Linked DNA regions of Homo sapiens: region 1 is linked to region 2. Evidence: read pairs that join two places in POLR2A ChIA-PET (ENCODE). Cell type or tissue: B cell. All regions are shown on one strand. Links, peaks and the distances in the headings refer to the core of each region. The heading gives the core; the rest is flanking DNA. Region 1 overlaps MTARC2 (mitochondrial amidoxime reducing component 2). Region 2 holds the start of LOC124904819 (small nucleolar RNA U13).

The links. Peaks named below come from ENCODE experiments on the same cell type or tissue, not always from the same donor. Only the 100,000 strongest peaks of a DNase experiment are listed, where the experiment ranks them.
Region 1: POLR2A ChIA-PET joins it to region 2 with 5 read pairs; 1 of 35 experiments calls an interaction of 5 or more read pairs at or near these places.

Annotation. Positions count from the first base shown.
Region 1 is chr1:220,758,316-220,774,505 of GRCh38, forward strand. MTARC2 (mitochondrial amidoxime reducing component 2) reads left to right here. Exons shown (of 8, transcript NM_017898.5): 3 at 3,343-3,505; 4 at 4,595-4,735. Among named protein-coding and RNA genes, the nearest start is that of MTARC2, 18 kb to the left of the region's middle. RefSeq lists an enhancer at 10,812-11,106. In B cell, for the core only: no CTCF peak of the experiment used is centred there; DNase peaks (open chromatin) are centred at 12,086 and 12,516; H3K4me3 peaks cover 1,194 bases; H3K27ac peaks cover 3,023 bases.
Region 2 is chr1:219,984,732-219,992,731 of GRCh38, forward strand. EPRS1 (glutamyl-prolyl-tRNA synthetase 1) reads right to left here. Exons shown (of 32, transcript NM_004446.3): 19 at 3,859-4,092; 20 at 2,411-2,673. It overlaps LOC124904819 (small nucleolar RNA U13), which reads right to left and starts at 2,883; the gene lies at 2,780-2,883. In B cell, for the core only: CTCF peaks have their summits at 6,460 (motif pointing right) and 6,660; DNase peaks (open chromatin) are centred at 3,800 and 6,450; H3K4me3 peaks cover 1,223 bases; H3K27ac peaks cover 4,449 bases.

The DNA.
Region 1 (16,190 bases), core at 4,995-12,994, 780 kb after region 2:
TTGAATCAGCTTTCCCTGTTCACCTTGTGTGGTGTTAAGTTTTTTTATACTAATTATAGACCAGTATGGCTTCTTGATTATCACAAGTATTTATGAATAATTATTACCTTTTTTTTTTTTTGAGATGGAGTTTCGCTCTTGTTGCCCGGGCTAGAGTGCGATGGCACGATCTCAGCTCACTGCAACCTCCATCTCCCAGGCTCAAGTGATTCTCCTGCCTCAGCCTCCTGAGTAGCTGGGACTACAGGCATGCACCACCACACCCGGCTAATTTTTGTATTTTAGTAGAGGTGGGGTTTCACCATGTTGGCCAGGTTGTTCTCGAACTCCTGACCTCAAAGTATCCACCTGCCTTGGCCTCCCAAAGTGCTGGGATTACAGGCATCAGCCACCGTGCACGGCCTGATTATTGTCTTAAAAGGTGAAGCTAATGTTTTAAAGTAGGGGGAAGTAAGACATGACTTCAACCCTATATTGAATTTGTGGTTCAATTTACAGAAAATTGATGTGAAAATATGTGTGTGTGTGTGTGTGTCTGGGTGTGTGTGTGTGTGTATTAAATAAAGCACTTGCAAGAGGACCTGGTATACAGTAAGCACTTAACTGGATATTAGGTCTTAAATAGCTATTATCTTTATTGTATTAATCCACCTTATCTATGAATATTATTTTTCTTCACTTGTTTGTGTCTTATCTCTTTAATAAAGTTTTATAATTTTATCTGTAATGTGATTTTACATGTTTTGTTAGATTTAGTCCTAAACATTTACTCTTTTCTTCCACTTTTACATAGCAAGTCTTAAAAACACTTTTTTTGTTTGCTGTGTAAGATTGGTATTATTTATTCTTTAATTATTGATAGAACTTGCCAGTAAAAGTATCTGGATTTTCTTTGTAAGAGTCTATTCAAGTTTTTATGTCCTCTTACATAATTTTTAGTGAGTTACTTTTGATTAGTGAGTTAAGAGATTGCTTACTAATGAAGTTTTATTGAACCCAGAGTGAGGGTCAGTTTTTTCTATGGAATGTTGCTGATGAGACATTTTGTGTCAAAATGTAGAAGAGAGTGGACTTTGCAGAAAATTCTGCAAGAATTGGAGAAGATGGCATGGCAGAGGGAGCGATACCATCCAGTGCAGGGATGGGAGACAGGGCTGGTGGAGGGATGCCTTCCATCGGGGGGAAGGGGCTCCGGTTAATCAGTATTCCATTGCCCTGTTGGGGGCTTTTCTGCTTTTCAAAGTGCCACCCATAAGCTTTCCCGGGTGGGTGGAGACTGTGAGTAATATGTGTGCACTTATGTACAAGTGCTGTTCTGAGGGGATGAGGGAAGAGCTCCATCCAGGAGCATGTACTTAGGGAACTGCTGAACAGTGGGATGGAATCAGTTTTAGGGGAAAGGCAGAAGGCCAGGAGAGGATCATGAGATGTCTGTAGAGCCAAGAATTAATCAGAGGTGAAACAGTGGCTTCGAGAAGGGGGTTTAGAGGGAAGGAAAAGGCCCAAGAAATGTGAAAGGAACAGCACTGAGATTTGACAGTAGATAGGAGAGGAGGTGAGAGGTTGGGAGTCTCTACCCTCAGACCAGGATTGTGAGTTGCAGGGTACACAGGGGTTCATCTAACTGGGAGCACCTCAGGTGTCCACATTGAAATCCTTCACATGCATCGCCTCAGGAGTCCTCACACTGGTATGAGCCTTCCCACGGGGAGGGGCAAGCCCTTCCCATGGTAGATGAGGGTAGGGGAATCAATTTCCAGATCCTGTGAATTATATCTACAATCAGCAAGTTCTCCGGTCTCACCATAAACATTTCTTCTTTGTACAGAGGAAAGGCTTTTGTCTGTCCACCCCACATCTTACTAGGGGCATTGCCCTTGGAGGGAAAAACATACAGGGACCCAAACAATGAAAAATGCTGGTGTTGATAAAGAGGGTGATGTTAATGACAGGGTAAAATGGTTGTACAAGTCAGTGGTTCCAACTCTTTGTCTTACATTAAAATGAAGGGGCCTCCAGTGAAATTGTTGCTGATAAATCATTAAAAATACTTTTTGATGACAAATCACTATGTGAAATATATTGCCTGGAGATTCAAGGAATAAGTGAAATTACTATAACTCCCATTTCTATCTATTTGTTTGTGTGAAAAATTCCTCAGGGCTTATTTAAAAGAAAGAAAATTGATACTGAACCTTGTCTTATTCTAGCAATATGTGAGATTCATTCAGAGTTTTATGGATATTTTATGGGGTTCATTAAGCATTTGATTTCAAATAAAATTTCACTTTTTAAGTTCATGAATTATAAAAATATATAGCATATCTATTTTGTTATGATCAATTGTATATAAATCATAATTGTAATGATAACTCAATCCTGAAAACATTTCTTCACACTTGAAAGCTTAAGAAACAAAACAAATTTAATTGATTCAAAAGAAATACAGTAAGTGAGCGATAGCCATAAAAATACATTAGGATAAAATTACATAAGTAAAATAATATACATATGTGTTCATGAATAAAAAGAGGAATAATACAAAAATGTTTAAATGGATAATGGTGGATATCAAACCAACATGGCATTTAGATCCCGTTACACACTTTTAAAAGCATAATGTAATCATTTTATTTTAAATGTCAGTGTTTAGAATTCAATGGAAATGATGTCTTTCAGAACAAATTAAACTTATGATGAAAAAGTTTACCTGTCAACTTATAGTTCTGTGAAGGGTCCATAGCTTTTTAAAACTCCATTAGGGGAATTTAAGCAAGAAAACCTTGAGGGCCGCTGTGTTATCTAAAGTTATCTGTTCCCACCAAGTGACGTAGGTAGGTACCATATAATTATTTCCAATTTACAACTGAAGACAGGTCAGAGGAGTTAAATGATTTGCTTATGGTCACAGAACTAGAGAATGGCCGAGTTCCAATTTGACCCAGGTCTGTTGGATTCTAAGCTCAGGGTGCATCTGCCACAGGGCAGCCCCTCTCCTCTTGTGAAAGTGTCCTAAATCCTTACGTTCATGGACCAGCAGCTTAGGCATACAGAAGCTTGTTGGGAATGCAGAATCTCAGACTCTAACCCAGACCTACTGAACCAGAATCTGCATTCAAACAAGATCCTGGAGGATTTGCACATACATTAGGGTTTGGGTAGCTCTTCCCCAGAGCACACTCTACTCCTTTCTCTTGCACTTCTGCCCAGCTTTGACCCAGGGACCACTTAACAGCCCTCTGGGATGGTCAGGTCCCAACAGTCCAGCTGTTCATTTTTGACACCATCCCTCAGTGTATTGATATAAGTAAGTAACCTGGTGTTCTTTTGTGACCTTTCCAGGATATTTGGCCTTGACATTAAAGGCAGAGACTGTGGCAATGAGGCAGCTAAGTGGTTCACCAACTTCTTGAAAACTGAAGCGTATAGATTGGTTCAATTTGAGACAAACATGAAGGGAAGAACATCAAGAAAACTTCTCCCCACTCTTGATCAGAATTTCCAGGTGAGCTTACAGAGAGTTTACCTTCACTGCTACTAGTCACCCTTCTCTTTCTGGCTTCCTTCCCAGTTGATAAAGAGCCTCTCTTGGGACCTCAGTTAAGAAAATATGATAATGGCCCTGGTGAGTGATAATGAGGGCACAGCCTAGGCAGAGGTACCAGGGGATGGAAAAGAAGGTGGATATGAGAGGTGTCTCAAAAGTGGGATCTCTAGGGTGTATGGAGGATTGAATATGGGAGATATTGTGGAGGGGGGAGCCAGGGGTGACTCCCAGGTAGATGGAGATGCAAGAGAAAACTGGCTGGAGAAACAAAAGTGAGAAGTTTGTTTGGGACTAAATCCAAGTTTCCTGGAATTATAGAAGCGGACTTTGTTCTGACCCGCCCCTCACAATCTGTGACATGTGCTTATTTCAGGTGCTGGCGAGGCGCCTCCCCCTAAGGAAAACTGTCCCCTGAGCACCTACAGCACCTGGCAGCTATTTTTCAAATTATCAGATAATACAGAGTGCCGACATGTACGATGGTTTATACTAGGCTCAGTGCAAAAGACCAAAGCCTCTGATTCTGCCATGAGCTAAGGTTTAAAATACAAGGACCTCAGGGAATTTCTCTCCATAGCCCCTAAACTACAAGCTCCTTGAGGGCAGGGGTTTTTATCTGCTTTCTTTACTGCTGTTTCCCCACTAGAACAGTGCCTGGTAGGTGCTCAGTAAATGCCTAGTGAGTGAATGGTGTTGTTGAGGAAATTATTACTGGAGTATAGCTGATTGGCAGCAGGTCCTCGCTGTTTGAGGATGATGGGGGAAGGGGGTCGCTGCTGGAGTGGGAGTGGGAACCCAGGAAGAGGAAGCCTGGTGAGTGACATTGGCCCAGAGCCGGCCCTGGCTGCAGCCCTGTCCCTGTGTATGGGCAGGAACTGCTCCAGCTCCTGGCCACTGCAAGCCCAAACTCACATCTCTCTCCTTCCTGAACACTGCTCCCCTCTTCTGCACTGAAGAGGTTTTGCTTCTGGACATTACTTAGCTTTGTAGTTGGTCTAGGCCATTTTGTGGAGTGGTGGGGCCTGACTATCCTGTGTTCTTGGCAAGGTGGCCTACCCAGACTACTGCCCGCTCCTGATCATGACAGATGCCTCCCTGGTAGATTTGAATACCAGGATGGAGAAGAAAATGAAAATGGAGAATTTCAGGCCAAATATTGTGGTGACCGGCTGTGATGCTTTTGAGGAGGTAAGCGACCCACTGCTTTTGTGCATCATGCTCAGATGTGCTGCTCGCGGTGCTAAGGGAACTCTGCTCTAGCCAGAGCCAACTCAGATCCGCCAGGGTCCAGTCATTCACTCATTGCTGCTGCCATCACTCATTGCTTGCGGAGTTGTTCACCCATTGTTGCTGCCATCAACACGCTGGCCTCGGGGGGCGTTGCTCTCACCCGTTAATGCTTGGGCCCCAAAGCAAACAGTCAAAACTCGAAATTGTAGCAAATCTGAGGTTGGAATATGTAATCATAGCTCAGAGATAACTGAGGGAAGCGAAGATAAAGAGAAAGATAAAGCCATTTTCCACTTCTCTATCACTCAGCAGAGCTCTCAAAGATTTGAGACTTTCAGAAGACCCATGCCCCAAAGTGCAGACCAAGAGGACACAGGCAATCTGCCCCGGAGACATACCATGCTGTGGCCTGAGTTCTCTCCCAGGGCACCCACATGCTCTTCTATGGGATTGACACCAGACATTTCCACCCTTTTCAAGGACACACCTTTGTGGTCTTAAGGGAAAACTACATCAGAACCCAGTAGAAACCCTGAACTCTGTATGTGATATATATATAGCTGGGTATTGCTTGGTGATAAGAAGGATTAGCCATCATATTAAGCCTCAGGGGTGAGCTAAACTTTCCGAGCAGTGGAAGTAACAATGACAAATACCATTTATTGGGTGTTTACTGGGTGCTAGGCATTGAGCTAAATAATCATTTCAGATAAATTACTTTATTTGATCTTTACGATAACCCTGTGAAATTTGTGTTACTGTCTCCTTTTTATAAGGAAAATGAAACTCAGAGGTGTTATACACTTTGCCTAGCAGAGAAATGGTGACTGGCATTAGAACACAAGACTTGTAACTCCAGCATCTGTAGAGCTGGGGTGACAATTCCAATTTAGAGATCCCAAATAGTTAACTCTGAGAGAAGAGGCTCTTAAACACCCTCTCAATTCTTTGCTCCCCTGAATGAATGACCGTACTTCCTTTTGTGTGAGTAAAATGTGCCCTAATTTTTTTTTTTTTTTGAGAGAGAGTCTCGCTCTGTCACCCAGGCTGGAGTGCAGTGGCACGATCTCGGCTCGCTGCAAACTCCACCTCCTGGGTTTGTGTGATTCTCCTGCCTTAGCCTCCAGAGGAGCTGGGACTACAGGCACATGTCACCACCTTGGCTAATTTTTGTACTTTTAGTAGAGATGGGATTTCTCCATGTTGGCCAGGCCAGTCTTGAACTCCTGACCTCAGGTGATCCACCTGCTTCAGCCTCCCAAAGTGCTTGGATTACAGGCATGAGCCACTGTGCCCGGCCCCTAATTTGTTGATAAACATGGTTCTTTAGGATAAACCTTTGCACTGAGCCTTGTATAAACCATCGTACATGTAGGCACTCCGTATTATCTGATAATTTGAAAAATAGCTGCCAGGTGCTGTAGGTGCTCATGTCTATAGTCCCAGCACTTTGGGAGGCCGAAGCAGGAGGATTGCTTGAGCTTAGGAGTTTGAGACCAGCCTGGATAACATGGCAAAACCCCATCTCTACTAAAAGAATATAATAATTAGCCAGGTATGGTGGTGCGTGCCTATAGTCCCAGCTACTTGGGAGCCTGAGGTGGGAGGATGGCTTGAGCCCCGGGCCGGAGATTGTGCCACTGCACTCCAGTCTGGGTGACAGAGCGAGAACCTGTGTATTTAAAAAAAAAAAAGGAAAAGAAAAGAGCAATAGCAATGTATACAGAAGTTGTCTACTTGATGGTGTTATCTTGTCATTTGTTATCTAGTTGAATTCCTCTGTGCCTTTGTTAGTTTTTAAAATTCAATCATCCATTATAGGTCAGGCATGGTTTGTAGGAGCCCAGATACAGATGAAAAGATATGGATCCTGCTCTTCAGAATGTTCCAACATGAGGGGCATGGCCAGGAGACAATGACAGCCCAGTGTCAGACGTGCTTTAGTGTACACACTTAGAAGATACCAGAGATGTGTAGAAGTAGAACTACCTAAATCTGCCTGGAGAAGGGAGGCCTGGGCATGGGGAGGGGTCAGGTCCAGGTCCCCGGAAGCAATGCTGTTCACCCTATACTTGTGTGGATTGTGTGCAGGCCAGGGTCAGAGGAGGGTCTTTATGGGTAAAGGTGACAGGCAGTTGGGAGGCCTAGAAGCACAAGAGGCCATGAATAAAGGGGTGCTTGGGAGCATTTTAGAATCACAGGAGCATGGGGGTAAAGGAGAAATGTTAGGGAGGCTGCACTGGAGCTGGCTGGAGGCCACCACACCAAGGAGTTTGGATTTTATACTGTGGATATTGAGGAGCTGGTAATAACTCTGAGCAAGGAAGTAATTATGATTTGCATTCTTCCAATAAATATCTGCCGAATGCCTGTACAGTGTGCCAGGCACATATTATTCTGGCAACTCTCTTGAACACTCATTGAAAGGCAGGGAAGCCTGAGACAGAAATACCAAGGCCAGGCCCAGTCACTAGAGAGTCTTTGTTTTTTTCTTTTTTGAGACAAGATCTCACTGTGTCACCCAGACTGGAGTACAGTGGTGCAATCACGGCTCACTGCAGCCTCGAACTCCCCAGCTCAGGTGATCCTCCCACCTTAGCCTCCCAACTTCCCAACTAGCTGGGACTACAGGCATATGCCATCATGCCTGGCTAATTTTTGTATTTTTTTGTAGAGACAGGGTCTCCCTATGTTGCCCAGGCTGGTCTTGAACTCCTGGACTCAAGCAATCTGCCTGTCTTGGCTTCCCAAACTGCTGGGATTATAGTCATGAGCTACCTCACCTAGCTAAGAGTCTTTTTTCTAAAGTGCAGATTAGCAGGCCCTACCTGAAACCTACATGAGCATTGTGACAAGGCCTGCATCTCTGCACTGGCAGCAGCATTCCAGGTGAATCTCATGCCCACAGTGTCTGGAGAAGCACTGAGCTAGGAGAGTGCAGGGACCACGGGGGTCAGAGATGATACAGGGTCAGGGCTGGGAGGGCAATGGAGAGTGCCAGAGAGGAAGAGGCCCCCGACGTACTCAGGAGACTAGTTTCTTGAGGGAAGGAACTAGATTTTTCTAAGAATGAATCTAGACTTGGTGGGACCTGAAATTTATACAATTTGGGGGCCCCTTTAAGAAAAAAATAAAATTATTGACAAAAATATATAAAATTAACAAAAATAAAATTAGGTTCAAGGCCTTGAAAGGTTCTGTGCAAATAAGGCGCCTGAGGCTCAAGCCTCAATGGCTTGCCAGTAAACCCACCTCCCCCTCCCAGTTCTAGTTTCCCACATTGTCTAGTAGGATGTACATAATATCAGATTCATTAAATGCCTGGCAAACAGCAAATGAAATTCTCTGTTTCAAGAAGTATGTTACTAAAGATTGGAATGGAAATTAGTTCATGGAGTAGAAATTAATCCATGAAGCAACAGTTTTTCCACAGGAATCCTGTAATTCTTCCATTATTTTCTGAGAAACTTTCTTTTAGGGAATAAAATGTTTCCTGATTTGTTTCCACTAAAGAACAGATTATTTTGATATTAATTTTAGTTTAAAATCCTGAGCCAAGGAAATAAGAAAAAAGACACTCTTGTCCCTGGCTGAAGCATTTTTGCTTTCCTGTACCTTGCCAACCTATAATTTTTGCTCTCCTATAACTTGTCAAACTGAACCTAAGGCTAATGTAAACCTAATCCTGCTTTCTTGGGCAGTGAGAGTGGAGTTGTCTCTTCTTCTTCTTCTTTTTTTTTTTAAATAATAAACTGAAAATAAAAGTACAAAAAAAAAAAAAAAGGCTAGGCATGTCCTAGAACTTTGGGAGGCCAAGGCGGGCAGGTTGTGTGAGTCCAGGAGTTCGAGACCAGCCTTGGGCAACATGGTGAAACCCCACCTCTACAAAAAAAAAAAAATTAATTAATTAAAAGTGAAAAAAAATAAACTGTTAAATGAATTTGTGCTCCCAAGTCCATTTGTCATTTTATTCCTGTGCTATGATGGGCTTACAGAAGTAGCAAATCAGGTAGAACACTGATTTTTCTCGAACAATCCTCTGGCCACGCACATTAAAAAAAAATCCTTCTTATTAAATGACGCTAATGTTGCTGATTTATTCTTCCTTAAATTAGGAAGCCCAGTAGTTAAAGGCCTAATGCATTAATCTGTTTACCTGGTACCATCACAAAACTGTAACTCTTTCAATGAGTAGGACTCTCTTAAATATTAATGTAAAATGAATATTCAATAGGCCAATTAATCATTAAAAATTAGCAAACCTCAGCATGAAATTCAGGCCATCATTTATTGCAAAAACACAGAGTAATAGGAGAATGTATTGTGTAACATTTACTGTCTGTGGCCTAAAGTACTTTGTACTTTGTCCGTGTAGCTCAGAATATTAAACGATTTTTAAAAGGCTGCTTCCTTGGGTCAGTGTGGTGTGCTTGAGTTCCGGGAATGCAGCAAAATGAAGTTTAGAAATAATGAAATTGACCAATGCTTCCTATCTCTGTAGTTGGCCATTGTGGGGTCAGTGTTTACTGATCTTTGCTCACTGTCCTGATGAGATAAACTTGATATTTTTAATGGAATAACTTGTTTGTATCAGTCCTCACTCCACATTATGAAAGAATTGTGGAGAAGCTTGCAGAAAACTCTTGGTATGTTATCTTTCACTCAGGAAGTGTTTCTCCAGGAAACTTCCAGAGAGGGAGATTTTGAAGCTGAACAGCTGTGGTTGGACTCTGAGCCTCACTGCTTACTGGCTGTGTGGATTGGGTCCTCCCAGTCCTATCCTTTCCAGCTGTTGAGAAACACAGTTTTTGTAAATCATGATCACTAGACTTTTCAGTCCCCAGAAACTGAGTTTGGGTGGGTTAGGATTTGAGATAACAAGTCCGTTTTCTGGTGTAAGAACAGCAGTCTCTACCAGGCTTCAGGGATTTCTTGAAGTAGCGGTAATGATAACAATATACAAAAATAGCAGCAAGAATCACGACTCACTGCTATTGAACACTTACTACGTTACAGGCACCGTGCCAAACCCTTTACATGCATTATCTAATTCTAGTTCCCTTTCCAGACTGTGGGTCACAACCCATTATTGGGTTCTAATATCAGTGTAGTGAGTCCTGACTAACACTTTTAAAAGAAGTACAGGAAAGTATAGGGTGGAATAAAAGATATCAGAGTAAACTATATGTAGAAGGGTTAAGAATTGTCTTGCAAAACTCTCTTATGTGTACACATGGGAGAGTATTAGGAAACAGTGTAAAATGTGGTTTTCACTGTGGGTCATGGCTGAAAATGTCTGATAGCCATTGAGGCGGGTAGTGTTTTGATCCTTGTTTTTCAGATAAGGAAACTGAGACTCAGAGAAGTTGAGTAACTTGCTCTCGAGGTCGCATAGCCAGCGTGTGGCCAAGTGAGGACTTGCACTGTGGCTGGCCGTCAAAAGTCCCTGAATATCAGCCAACTACACAACTCTGCCACCTTGTTAAAGCCATTTTCAGGTCATTTGGCAAACCTGTATAGGGCCCCAGTCACTGTGGATGGGCTGGGGGGTCATGGGTGTCAGGGGCTGCCCTCTGAAAGAAGCAGGACAATTGTGCTCAGTAAAAAATGGAGAAGAAGAACAGGTATCAGCTTTGGCATAAGGAAGATTAGCCTGAATTTCATGTTCATTATCTCTGTTAGAAGCAAGCTGAAAGCATCTGAAAGTCATTTTTCTTTCGTAATGAAAAGAACCAAGCAGGGGCCTGGGGAATGCAGGTGTCCCCTCCCTGCAGGCGTTTGTGGCATGCCTTTCAAGGTAAAAGTTCCATGTCCTCATCTGGGGAGCTTCTGACATGCGTATATTTTTAGGGGACTCCAGCAAGAGTCTTGGATGGATTTGCCTTGATTAGGAAAAGCTCCAGTGATTAAAACAGGAGGATAGGCATCAGGAGTGGATGGAGTAGGAATACATTCACATTTCTGAAGAATTTGCCAACAGAACTCCTTTACTTAAGGAGATCTCCTTCTACATTTGCTTTTTTGATTACAACTGAGTCATTTGTAATATTTTCCAGAGGGGCTTTTAGGGGTTGGGCAAGAGGGAGTGAAAGATGGCGCAGCCAAGGACTACAGGACTTTCGCCTCTTTCTCATCAAGGAGAAGGAGGAGATGCTTCTGCGAGGTTCCTTCCGCACAGCCTCACACAGCTTTCTTATCACTACACCCAGTGAGTAAGCGAGACACCCCTGGAAAGCCCGCAGCTAGGGCGGCCAGCGGAAGGCGGATTAACAGGAGACCTGCAGTGAGATCTGCCTGGGCCGGTGGGTCCCCCTCTGGCTGCACATCGGGCCAGCGGACAGCCTTAAACAACACTGGTGCCTCCATCTCAGGTGCAGCTTGGGCAGAGGGAGCTTTTGAAGCTCCCCTGGGGTTTCTAGTGTGTAGCCAGGGGTGGGAACCACTGGGCTAGGGTTTTCCAGGGGAGCAAAGTCGTAACTGGCAGGAGTTGCGGATGTGCCTGGAGAGCAGAGTGGCCTTTAAATCATCGTGAGCTTGGCCTTAACCTCCCTGAGCATGATTTTCTGATCTGAAAGTTAACAGGTTCTACCAAGGGACTTTAAAGGCTCTTTGCAGCCCTCAAGTTGTTTAACTCCCTGGGCACTTTCTTCTCTCTCTCTCTCTTTCTCTCTGTGTATGTGTGGTCGGTAAAGGCACTTTTTCACAAATGTCTCTCAGAACGCCCTGTCTGATAGAACCGCTGCATTGGCTTTTTCTTTTTTTTTTTGGCGGTCAGATCACAAGGTTAGGAGATCGAGACCATCCTGGCTAACACAGTGAAACTCCATCTCTACTAAAAATACAAAAAAAAAAAAAAAAAAAAAAATTAAGCGGGCGTGATGGCGGGCGACTGTAGCCCCAGCTACTCGGGAGGCTGAGGCAGGAGAATGGCGTGAACCCGGGAGGCGGAGCTTGCAGTGAGCCGAGATCGCGCCACTACACTCCAGCCTGGGCGACAGAGCAAGACTCTGTCTCAAAAAAACAAAAACAAAACCAAAAACAAAACAAACAAAAACTCATATTGCACATGCTGTGTTCTAGCTTTTTTGTAAGTGAACTCGTTTAATCTTAACAGTCACTTAAAGTCCATTTCTCGAGATGTCCTTCACCATGCTTTTTCTAGTTTATCCCTGCCCCTGAGTGAGCAAGGCTTTGTGTGAGACCTTGTTGAACTGAATTCGAGGCAAGGACTTGGCCATTGAGTTGTGTTTATCAGGTCTCATCCACTTCTAAATATGTTACATTTCAGACCAAGGAGGAAGTGTGTCTTCAGAGACGGTGGTGCGCGGTATTCCCCTCGAGTGAGTGTGATACGTGAACGCACGCTTATCGATCCCTTGTAAGGAGAGGTCATTCACTTTACAATGCTACCCAAGAGACAAGCCCTTCAAATACAGATGTTGGAGTAGAGACGGCAGAGTGGAGGTAAGGCAGGATTGATCTCAGAGACCATGACCCCCCATACCTTTCTCTCGCTGTTCTCTGGAGGGCTGTGAGTCACTGCATGGACAAAGTGTGCTGAAAAGCAGTCCAGCACAGCCCAGGCTACTGCCTTTGGGAATTCAATTGGTAGCTGCCCCTCCCAGCCTCTGCTGTTGGTCATGTGGGACCACCCAGCCAAGCCCAGAGTGGGAGACTAGAATGTCTTATGTTCATCAGGCACTAAAATTCTCGTGGCCGTAACCTCCCCTGAGAGGAAACTGGTATGTGGGTGGAACACACAGACGGCGTCAGCCTGCAGGATGTCCCAGTCAGTGAATACACTTCAGAGCAACATGGCCACATCTCAAGAGCTCTGCTTCCCTTTTTGTAGCCTGTTGCTGGTGTTTCTAAGAGTAGGTGGTCTCCAGAGAACAGAAGCCAGCTTCTAAAAAAGCCTTAGGCAGTCCAGGCTCCGTGGCTCACGCCTGTAATCCCAGCACTTTGGGAGGCCGAGCCAGTCGGATCACCTGAGGTCAGGAGTTTCAGACCAGCCTGACCACTATGGTGAAACCCCATCTCTATTAAAAATACGAAAATTAGCTAGGCATGGTGGTGGATGCCTGTAATCCCAGCTACTTGGGAGGCTGAGGCAGGAGAATTGCTTGAACCTTGGAGGCAGAGGTTGCAGTGAGCCAAGATCGTGCCACTGCACTTCAGCCTTGGTGACAGAGTGAGACTGTCTCAAAAAAAAAAAAAAAAAAAAAAAGCCTTAGGCTTCTGTCTTTCTCTTCTGCTAGGATTTTCCAGGTCCAAGTGTCCCAAACAACAGATGCCTCCAGGCACATTTAATATGCATTAAGGTTTACAGAAATGTGTCTCATGCGATTCCGTAGGAGCATACACCAGATATTGTGTAATGTGAGGATACTTATCCTTGAAGGATAAAGCACACTGGGTCTCCACACAGTGCCGTTCAAACATGGGGTCATGAGAAAGCCCAGGGAGTCTGGAACCAGGGCTGTGGAAAACATTTTAGTGATTAATTTCAAGAAGCTTTTCAGATAGTTAATTTTTTTCTGATTATAAAGGATATTTTAAAAAGTAACTCATACTCTTTGCACAGCTTGAAAAACACAGTATAGATTAAAGAAACGCATAAAAATTCCTCATTGGGTAACAGCGCCCACCAGGGCCTCTCGGGGGGTGGGGGACAAGGGGTGGGAGAGTATTAGGACAAATACCTAATGCACGTGGGGCTTAAAACCTAGATGATGGGTTAACAGGTGCAGCAAACCACCATGGCACAGGTACACCTATGTAACAAACCTGCACATTCTGCACATGTATCCCAGAACTTAAAGTAAAATTAAAAAAAATTCTTCATCATCATACTATTAAAAGGTAGCCTGTGATAACATTTTGTTGTGTTTCCAGTATGGTTTATACAATATTGTAGAAATAGTATTAAATTCCACCATTTTCATTTAATGGCACATGGCAACCAGCTCTGTCTTTGCAAATCCTTCATTTGCGTGGTTCCAGTGGTTCCATGTTAGTCCATCCTGTGACTCTGCAATAACTTGTTTAGCCATTCCCTTATGATTGAGCATTTAGGTTGTTTTCCATTTTCTCTCACATAAATAATGAGCAGCTTTGTAAAATGGTGGGTATCTACATTTCCAAAAGTATTCTTAGGAAATGCTAATGCAGCATTTTAAAGGCTCTCTGTATATATTGCCAAATTGCTTTCCAGAAACCTTATACCAATTTATATTCCCTCAAGGTGAGCATAAGCGTGCCCTTTTCATTGTGCTCTTCCTGGCATTGCTATAATTTTTACTAATTTAGTAAGTGAAAAGTAATGTCCTATGTAAGTTGGTAATTCTTAGTGTATGGCATCCTGTCTTAGTCCCCAAATTCTAAAATATTCATATTTGCAGCAAATGTTTGAGGGTTTCCTAGTGCTAGTCTCTGAGATAGATGCTAAGATTACAGAGATGACCTCACTGTGTCTGCCTGCAAGGGTCTCAGGGCCAAGTGGGATCAAGGCTACAGTAGGTAGAGGGCTGCAGCTGAAGTCAGGACATCAGACTTGAAGGATCCCAGTGAGAAAGAGGCACTCTGGGCAGGGTGTGTGTGTGTGTGTTTGTGTGTGTGTGTGTGTGTTTGGGGGCAGTGGATGCTGAAGACTTGCTTGATATGAACTGGATCCAATTGCGGGAACCATGGCATGGTCTTTCTTTATAAGAAGAGTGATTAGATTTTGAAATATGACATTAAGGAATATTCATTAGCTTGTATGTCTTAAGAATAGAAAAAATAACTTTCGGTTTGAGATCATTTAACTCTGGTATAATGGGAAATATATATTTGGGCTTCGTCTCTGGTTCCTGGCACAAGCTCCTAAGCCCTTGGAATTTCCCGAGTGACGGGGTAAGAGGAGTTTCTTTTGTCATTCATAGCAAGCCCCTTTCAATCATACCTGACTTTATGCTAGTGAGATGACTCTTGGGGAAAGAGGGGTGTCCCTAGACAGCTTTGGTATGTGAGCTGGTTCTTAGAAAGACTAAGCCATGATTAGAGGGTTGGGACTTTCAGCCCCACCCAGCCCTGATCTCAGGGGAAGGGAGAGGGGCTGGAGGTTGAGTTCAGTCACCAATGGCCAATGATTTTATCAATCATTTACATGAAATGAAACCTCCAAAAAACCCCTGAAAGATGGGGTTTGGAGAGCTTCTGAGTTGGAGAACACATTGAAGTTCTGGGAGGGTGGTGCACCCGGAGAGGGCATGAAAACTCGGAGAGCCTCCATCCCCATCCCTTGCCCTAGACAGCATTTCCATTGGGCTGTTCCTGACTTGCGTCCTTTATAATAAGTCAGGAACAACAGTAAAGCCTTTTTTGAGTTCTGGGAGTCATTCTAGAAACTTGTCAAACCTTAGGAGGGGATTGTGGGTACCCTCAATTTATAGCCAGTTGGTGAGAAGCATGGGTGGCCTGGACTTGGCTGGCATCTGGGATGGGGGGCAGTCTTGTAGGACTGAGCCCTTACCTAAGGGATCTCTACTTGCTTCTAGTAGTGAGTGTCAGAATTGAGTTGAATTGTTGGACACCCAATTGGTGTCAGAGAATTGCAGAAATGGTGTTGGAAAAGACATCATGTATTTGATGTCACAGAGAATCTAATGAACTATCTAGACAAAAATTATTTTTAAGATGTGCTGTTGGGATTATACCTCTTATAAAAAATAAAGCAAAAAAGGCAAAAGAAAAAAATTAAGATTTATTATGAAAAACAAATAATGTTTAAATCTTGGTGAGGAGCCTTCCAGATTTATTGCTATAAATGTATACACATAGCTATGTATACAGATTTTTTATGTACATGGAATCATCCTCTATTATATATAAACACACACACACACACACACACACATATAAAATGTGCCTTGTGTTTTTTTCACTCAGCAACACCTTGAAAAGTGTTCAGTGTTAATAGATATAGACTCACATCCTCGTTTTTTTTTTTTCAGACAGGGTCTCACCCTGTCGCCCATGCTGGAGTGCGGTGACGTGATCTCGGCTCACTGCAACCTCTGCCTCCCGGGCTGAAGCCATCCTCCTGCCTCAAGTCTCCTGAGTAGTTAGGACCACAGGCACACACCACCACACCTGGCTAATTTTTGTAATTTTGGGAGACACGAGGTTATATCATGTTGTCTAGACTGGGAGCACCCTTTTTTAATACCCGAATAATGATTATTGCACATATGTCCCATGTATATTTAGCCAGTCTCCAGGAGGTGACTTGGAGCTTTCTATAATCATGTAGAGTCATTGATATCAAGTCAGAAAAATTGCTATGGATTTAGAAACAGAATAGTCTTATTTACATATTCCCTCGACTTATCACAAAATAGTTTAAAGTTGTTTCTAACAATTGTGCGTACAA
Region 2 (8,000 bases), core at 1-8,000:
ATGTTTTTAACCTAAAAAAACAGTAGAAATGCTGGGCACAGTGGCTCACGCCTGTAATCCCACCACTTTAGGAGGCCAAGGCAGGCAGATCACCTGAGGTCAGGAGTTTGAGACCAGCCTGACCAACATGGAGAAACCCTGTCTCTACTAAAAACAAAATGAGCCAGGCGTGGTGGCGCATGCTTGTAATCCCAGCTACTCGGGAGGCTGAGGCAGGAGAATGAATCGCTTGAACCTGGGAGGTAAAGGCTGCAGTGAGCCGAGATTGCGCCATTGCACTCCAGCCTGGGCAACAAAAGTGAAACTCCGTCTCAAAAGAAAAAAAAAAAAAAAAGAAAGAAACAAAAACAGCAGAGACATCTCTTAAAAAGTTGAGAGATATTGTCCACAAAATCTAGGAAAGCCAAATGTAACAAAAGCTATGATTCTATGCAGACATCTCTTTTACAAGGTTCTTTTTAAGGCAATGTATTTGTAATAGAGACACAGCCTGTTCACACCTATTCTCCCACTAAAAAAGAAGAATCTTATGCCAGTTAAAATTATAGTAAGATCACTGTTTCACTGAAAGTAACACCTAAAAAGTAATAAAAACAATGGCTATAAATACACACACATATGTGTGTGTACTGATGTGTGCATATTAGCCAAATTTATGTAAGTTTTTCTTTTTCTTTTTTTGAAACAGTCTCACCCCATCGCCCAGGCTGGAGTGCACTGGTGCAATCTAGACTCACTGCAACCTCCACCTCCCAGGTTTAAGCGATTCTCGTGCCTCAGCCCCCCTCCCCCACCCAAGTAGCTGGGATTACAGGTGTGTGCCACCATTCCTGGTTAATTTTTTTGTATTTTTAGTAGAGGCGGAGCTTTGACATGTTGGCCAGGCTGGTCTCAAACTCCTGACCTCAAGCGATCCACCCATCCCAGCCTCCCAAAGTGCTGGCATTACAGGTGTGAACCACCACGCCTGGCCTCAAGTTTTTCTTTTAACTAGAATAAAAGTTGCAGAGATAGATGCTTGTAAAATAAACTAGGTCTCCAATAAAAAAACTATTTCAGACAATAATCATTTTCTTGAAATATCAACAATTATTCAGGATAGAGATGGTCTCTTTTTGGAGTTTAAAAACAAGGTTTTACTGGCTAAAAATTTTAATGTATTTGCATTTGCATTCTCCATTGTTTCACTATGACATACCTCAACAAAATAACTCTGTGAAACCTAGCACTTTCACAGGCACTAAGAAAGTAAAAGGTGAGAAGTTCTACATTCTCTTCTACCCTGCTATAACTCTGGTTATTCAGTTTAATAGTCAAAAGGAAAAATAACTGTTGCATTCTCTTGTTTAAAGAGACATTGTGTATATGACATGAGAGCTAAGAGGCAGCAAAATTTGATACTCAGCTAAACAAATGTAAAACCAAAGTATCTCAGTAACAGCTTTTTCTTCTTATTAAGTAAGCCATTAAGGGAAACCCATCACAAAGTTCACTGTAATTGTGGAAACAGATAAAAAATTACAATTATGCGTCACTTAATGACATGAATACATTTTCAGAAATACGCTGTTAGGTGATTTCATCATTGTGCAAACATCATAGCTTGTACTTACACAAACCTAGATGATATACATATATTTTTATATGGAAAACCAAATATCCCAGCAACATTACTGAATATCAATAATTTCCCCCACTTGATCTGCGATGCCAATATCAAGTGCCATATATCAGGTTTCCATACATGCTCCATTATAATCTTATGGACCAATGTCATATATGTAGTCCACTGTTGACTGACACATCATTATGTGGTGTATGACCGTACATTATTTATACAGATTGGAAGATCCTTAAAGAGCCCTCTATCCAACCATTTTGTCTTTAGTCAGTTTTGTCTTATATTTAAACTATCAATTTTTAAATTGAGAATGAAGCTCTCACTTAGTCCCCACAAAAGATCTTCATCTGAAAAAAATCTGCTTAAGGTGCAAAACAATGTGTATAATTAGGCTACCAATCATGTTTAAAAAGGAGGAGAGAAAATATGTATGTGTGTGTGTGTGTGTGTGTGTATCTGTATTTACTTGAATAATAAATGAAAATCGCTCAACAGATACAGAAGAAACTGTTAACAGTGGCTACTGACTGATTACGGTGGTGGGGAAAACCGGAAAGATGGGAAACATGCACAGGAACTTCTTACATTCTGAGATTCTTGAACCAAACAAACGTGTTACCTATTTTTAAAACTAAATGGAAAATCAATAAATGCTATCTGCTGACATTGTAGCTTTAGCGTTCTCTAACTTAATGTGATGGTTAAACCAGTCAAAATTTGTTTTAAAAACTATTAAGAATTGAATTAATTCACTGCTTTGCTTCAAATGAAGTTTCTGCGATTCATTACCTGGTCTGTTTCTTAGGCCCCTGCCCTTCTCCTGCTCCACTTGATGAGAGCCCACCTCCTTGGTTTTTAGAAGGGTCTTTCCTTTGGCCATCATTTTGTTTCTGAGGCTTATTCTGCTTTTCAGATTTATTTTCTTTTTCTTTCTTCTTCTTATCTTTGTCCTCAGCTCCAGTGGCCGACACAGGCTTATACTCTACTCCTATCAAAGACTTGTACTGTGCCTTTAGCTGAAGGAGTTCTTGAACAGCTATATCTACTTGATCCTTTAGTTTAACAAAAGAGGAAAAAGAGAAGACAGTATTTAACTCAAGTCATTGTCTAAGCACACTTAAACAAATACAATGCTCAAAGCTTTCTTTTTTCCGCCAATATCACACGGGGAATGTGCCCAGGTGGTGATAAGGTTTGAGGGAGGCATATCTCACATATGAGTGTGAAAACCCAACCATCACACTTAGGAACTACAAAAGGATCTGTCCAAAGTTTAAAAGTAGATCTGCAAACACAATTAAAGACAGGGGTTTGGGGACAGAGGGGTTTGGGGTAGGTGTTACACCAACTATTGAAATTATAAAGATTATGATAAACAGGGATAGAATTGTGCAAAACTGTGACTGGAAAACAGCACAGTCTATAACTGCATTATCCAAATAGTAGTCATGTGGCTGAATTTAATTTAAAGTAAATAAAATTAAAAATTCACTTCCTCAGTCACCACAATCACATTTCAAATGCTCAATAGCCACATGTGGCTAATGACTACTGTATTAGACAATATTGTTATAGCATATTTCCATCACTGCAGAAAGTTCTACTAGAAAGCACTGGTATCTAACATGTATTCCATAGGAATCTAAGTTAAGAGCCATTAAATTACATAAGTTGAACATTTCACAATTATAAAGATGAGATAATGGTTATCAAGTTCTAATAAAGTTAAATTTCAAAACTACAACTGTCTTCCACTCATGTGAATCTGTACAGAAAAACCTACTCCTAAAAAGATAACAGAATTCACACTTAAAGAACTAGCACAAACTACTAAGAGCTCAAAATAAAACCTACTATTTCAGTTTGACAGAGCTTTAGGAGAAAGAATGAAAAACAAGGTAAATATTAAGGGCCTTCAATGGGGTGAGCACTGTGCTAGGGTCTAGGTCACTATTCTGGATCTTACAGGTTGGAGGGAAACAAACAATTTAACAATTAAAATACAGTCTGTTTAAGTACTATGTCAGTGATGGGCGGTGTCATATGAAAACATCCAATCAAATCTAGTTGGCGTAAGAAACAATCAACAAAGTTTCTCTAAAAGGCAAGGTAAGAGAATTAAGAACTGAAATATGAGTAGAAGTTAGCCAGATTTGATGGGGCACAAAACACTTGAGGCAAAGACAATACCCTGAAACATAAAAAACAAAAGCATATAAACAAAATAACACACTAACCTTAGGGGCTTTTTCAGTTTTAAGTTTCCGAACTACTTCCCCTTGAGAAGCTACTTTGTCAAAAAGTACTTTCGCTTCTGGTGTTTCTAAACCAGCAGGTTCAGAATTTCTGGTTGGGCTTGAATCCGAACTTTGAGATAATGGGGGCTGACCAGGTATGTACTCCTTCCCAGTTTTTTCTTTATACTGAGCCTTCAGGGACAGTAAGCATTCTACAGCTTCATTTATTTTAGCCTAAAATAAAAGAGAGAAAGAGATATTTATAAAACTTTGGAAATTTCTGGAAATTTCAATGCCATTTAAAAATCTTTAATTATCAGCAAATCATTCCCATAAGTTAATCATGGGGAAACCTATGTTAAATCATCAGCCTACAATAAGTGATAAAGCTAAATTAAAAACATAAATTATATATAAGCTGAATAAACAAAAATACAATTCAACATACAACAGTGTAACTTTCTATTTTACTTAAGTAAACAGACAAATAATAGAACATCTAAGTAAACTGTCAGTGTCAAGACCTAGGTCTATAAATAGTGAAGTCAGAATTTACAAAATCAGAACAAAGATCAGATCAATGGCTTTGCCTATACAAACCTTACTTTCCACAGCTTATTAAACAGAAATTAAATACAACTTTGGGGAAAAAAAGGAAGTTTGGGTCCAACTAATGAATAGTTATATCAATTTTAAAAACTGACAATGAGATGAGAAAGCATGTTGAAGTTTTTAGACACTTACCTATATATTTTAATCTGATACTTCAACATAATAATAAAAAAGAATGATATACTCAGCCCCACCGAGACACTTGTGACTCTCTAGCAGAGAATGATAGCAACACAGGCAAAGGGCCCAAGCTGGACACCTTACCTGAAATGGTGCTACTATCTCACCACAAACCAGTGTACCACTGGGAACTTGGAGGTATCAATCAAAATAGATAGGAAAAGTGTCTCCAAATCACCCTATCCAATTTTTACTGCTACATTCGAATAATGCTCCAGATAGCTAAATGAAACCAGGCAGAAGCCATGAAGAATACTCAAATGGGCATCAGAGGAATGCAGGATACCAATGGTATACCTTCACAAAATTTGCATCTATGAGGCAGCAAAGCACATTTCCTTGTCCAGCTACTTTATAACGTTTTCTGCCTATTAGAGTGTCATACCAGGTACCACACAAAGGTAGTAAAATTAAGAGAAAATGTACAAAGAGAAGATGAGAGTAGATTGTCTGATTTGTACTCCTGTTGTGTCTCTTGTTTATTCTGTTTTTAGGAAAGAGTTTTCACAGCAGAAACTACTTTATCTCAAGAAAAACGGCCAAGTTAATCAGACATATGAGAATCAAGGGGGGAAAAAAGGGAAATTTCCACCAGCTAAAATAAAAATGGAAAAGAAGGAACTTCCCTGCAACTATTTCTAGAAAAATGACTATTTGATGACTATTTGAAAGAAGCTCCATTTTACACTATAAGCAGGTATTCATTAGAGCTTAAAGTCAGATGGCACACTTTTCACACGGAAAAAAAAAAAAAAAACCCCGTTCGCCAAGATTATAATTTGAAACGTTATAAAGGAGAAAATTAAGGTGAGCAAACCACTCTGTTATTCAATGAGATACTCTTAATAAAGCTATGTATTCATATATTTCCCCTCCCATTAGGAAATGGAATATTCTAGATAACTAAGTAAATTACTCAGGTTATTCTTCCAAAAAGAGTAAAATTATACTAATCACCACTATGCAATCTTCCCTGATGATTTAGAAGGTACCTAAAGATTCTTGAGAGAATTTGAATTATAATATGAAAAGTATCATTATCATTTTATGGTATATTTAGTCTGTGCCAGACACTACACTAAGTGCTTTACGTGGTATCTTATTTAACTCTCAAAACAACCCTTAGAGAAGTTGTCAAGTTTAGAAAGATTAAGTTCCTTCCCCAGAGTTACACAATAAGTAGTAGAGCTAGTATTTGAATCCCGAGTTTATTCCAGAGGCTGTGATCTTGACCACTACGGTTTGCTAAGGATTACAGAAAACAAAGATCTAAATGTGCATTTTAATCCTAGTAACATGCTAGGAAAACTGCTTTTCGAAAGAGATGTTTGACTATTACTTTGAATTTATCTCTTAGAATACACAATGAAGAACAAATGGATGGAGAACAAATTATCTCTTAATATACTAGTTTTCTGGATCAAAAGGCATTTACAAAGAGGAATTGGGTGGTATACTATGATTTAGTACAATATCATACAACAGCAGAAGCTGAGAGAGCATTGCTAGTAGATTTTAAGTTGTTAGTGGACAAAGACTGTTTTAAACTTACCTAACATATACCAATACAAACAGAAAAGGTTTTCAGCAAATAATTGCTGATGTGGATTAATGAGAAAAGAAACAACCTATACAAAAGACTTTGGTAAAGGTTTAAGATGGGAATTGGAAATAAGTAAAAGTGATGCTAATGTTATGACTAAAAACTGGAAAGTTAAATAAAATGGAGAAAATGGACAATTTTTTTTTATTACATTCTGATTACATTCAGAATGAGTACTCAAACAGCTATTTTTTCAGCAGCCACTAGATGGAAACATTTCTCCATGGGGAAAGGAGTGACCTTAAAAAAAAAAAAAAAAAAAAACCTGGAACATTATCCATTTGAAATACTAGAACCTTTCAAAATAGCCTGGATATCTCGATTCTAAATGAAAAAACTTTTTTCAAAAAATACTTTTTTCAAACTTGTTTTTTCCAATTTTATTACCACTCACCTTTGCTCCTTACTAGCATATCTAAGAGAACTATATCTACACACGTTGGTAATGATGACTCCTGAAAGCAGAGATTCTCACTTGGTTGGGAGGGGGATGAATGAAAGGTAATCAGAACAGAAAATCCTTCCAACTGAGTGAGGGAAGAGAGTGATGATGCTTGTATTATATTTTTTAAAGTCTGCTAGGAGACTAAGTAAACTAGAAGTTCACAGGTTGCAAAGAGAGGCATTTTAAGAAAATAATTAACCAGTTGTGCATAGCTTAAATACCTACACCTGTAAGGAATAACCGATTACTGAAACCTGATTCTAGGAGCCAATACAGCACAGGGTAGAGCCGAGATCCTGACATCAAACCTAAATTAGAACACAACACCTGTTCTCCTGCTTATCAACTGGGCTGATTCGTTTACCTAAATCACAATTTACCTGCTATTTTTCTCTGATACAAATCAATTAACACAAATTCTGAAGATTTTCCAGAAGATCCCCAAGCTGATGTAAGTCTTGTGAAGTATCCTGAACCATAATCTGATGTAAGATGTATTTATATTTGTTTAGATCAAAATCAATTTTGCATTAAGTACTAAATAGATATAGCTGGAATTCACTACACACATCCCAAATAAGAATTACAAACAACATCAAGAAAAAGATAGGCTTTTTTCTTGTTTCCTTCCCTGCAACATTTATCTTTTGGCCTGAGACATCTTAAAGCTATCTGGGGTGAGAGTGCAGGGTGGCGGCTTCCTAGAACAACCTGCTTAATGGACAAAAGGGTACAGGGATGTATGTCCTTTCCTGATAAACTGTGGTTTGGGTTTTAAAAAACAATAACATTGGTGTAAAAAATAAAAGAGCAAAGATTGGCAAGATGAATTATTGGGGACATAAAATACAAGGTGCCGTGAATTAAAATGCTGCAACTACAGAAGCAAATGGTGATTCAACTCCCCTCCACATAGACTGGGTATGGCATAGAGAGAGAACATTAGTGACAAAACAATTGTGAATTATTTTTATTTAATAATCATTTTATTTTGTTGTTACTTGATTTTTAAACAACTGTTAACTACAATGGTTCTCAAAACTCTTTCTTCCATGGAGGGATCAGCAAACTTTTTCTATAAAGGGCTATATAATAAATATTTTAGACTATGTGAGTCTTGGTTGCAACTATTCAACTCTAACTGTAGCATGAAAGCAGCCATAGACGATATGTACACCATGAGTGTGGCTGTATTCCAATAAAACTTCATTTACAGGCCGGGTGTAGTGGCTCACGCCTGTAATCCCAGCACTTTGGGAGGCCGAGGCGGGTGGATCACCTGAGGTCAGGAGTTCGAGACCA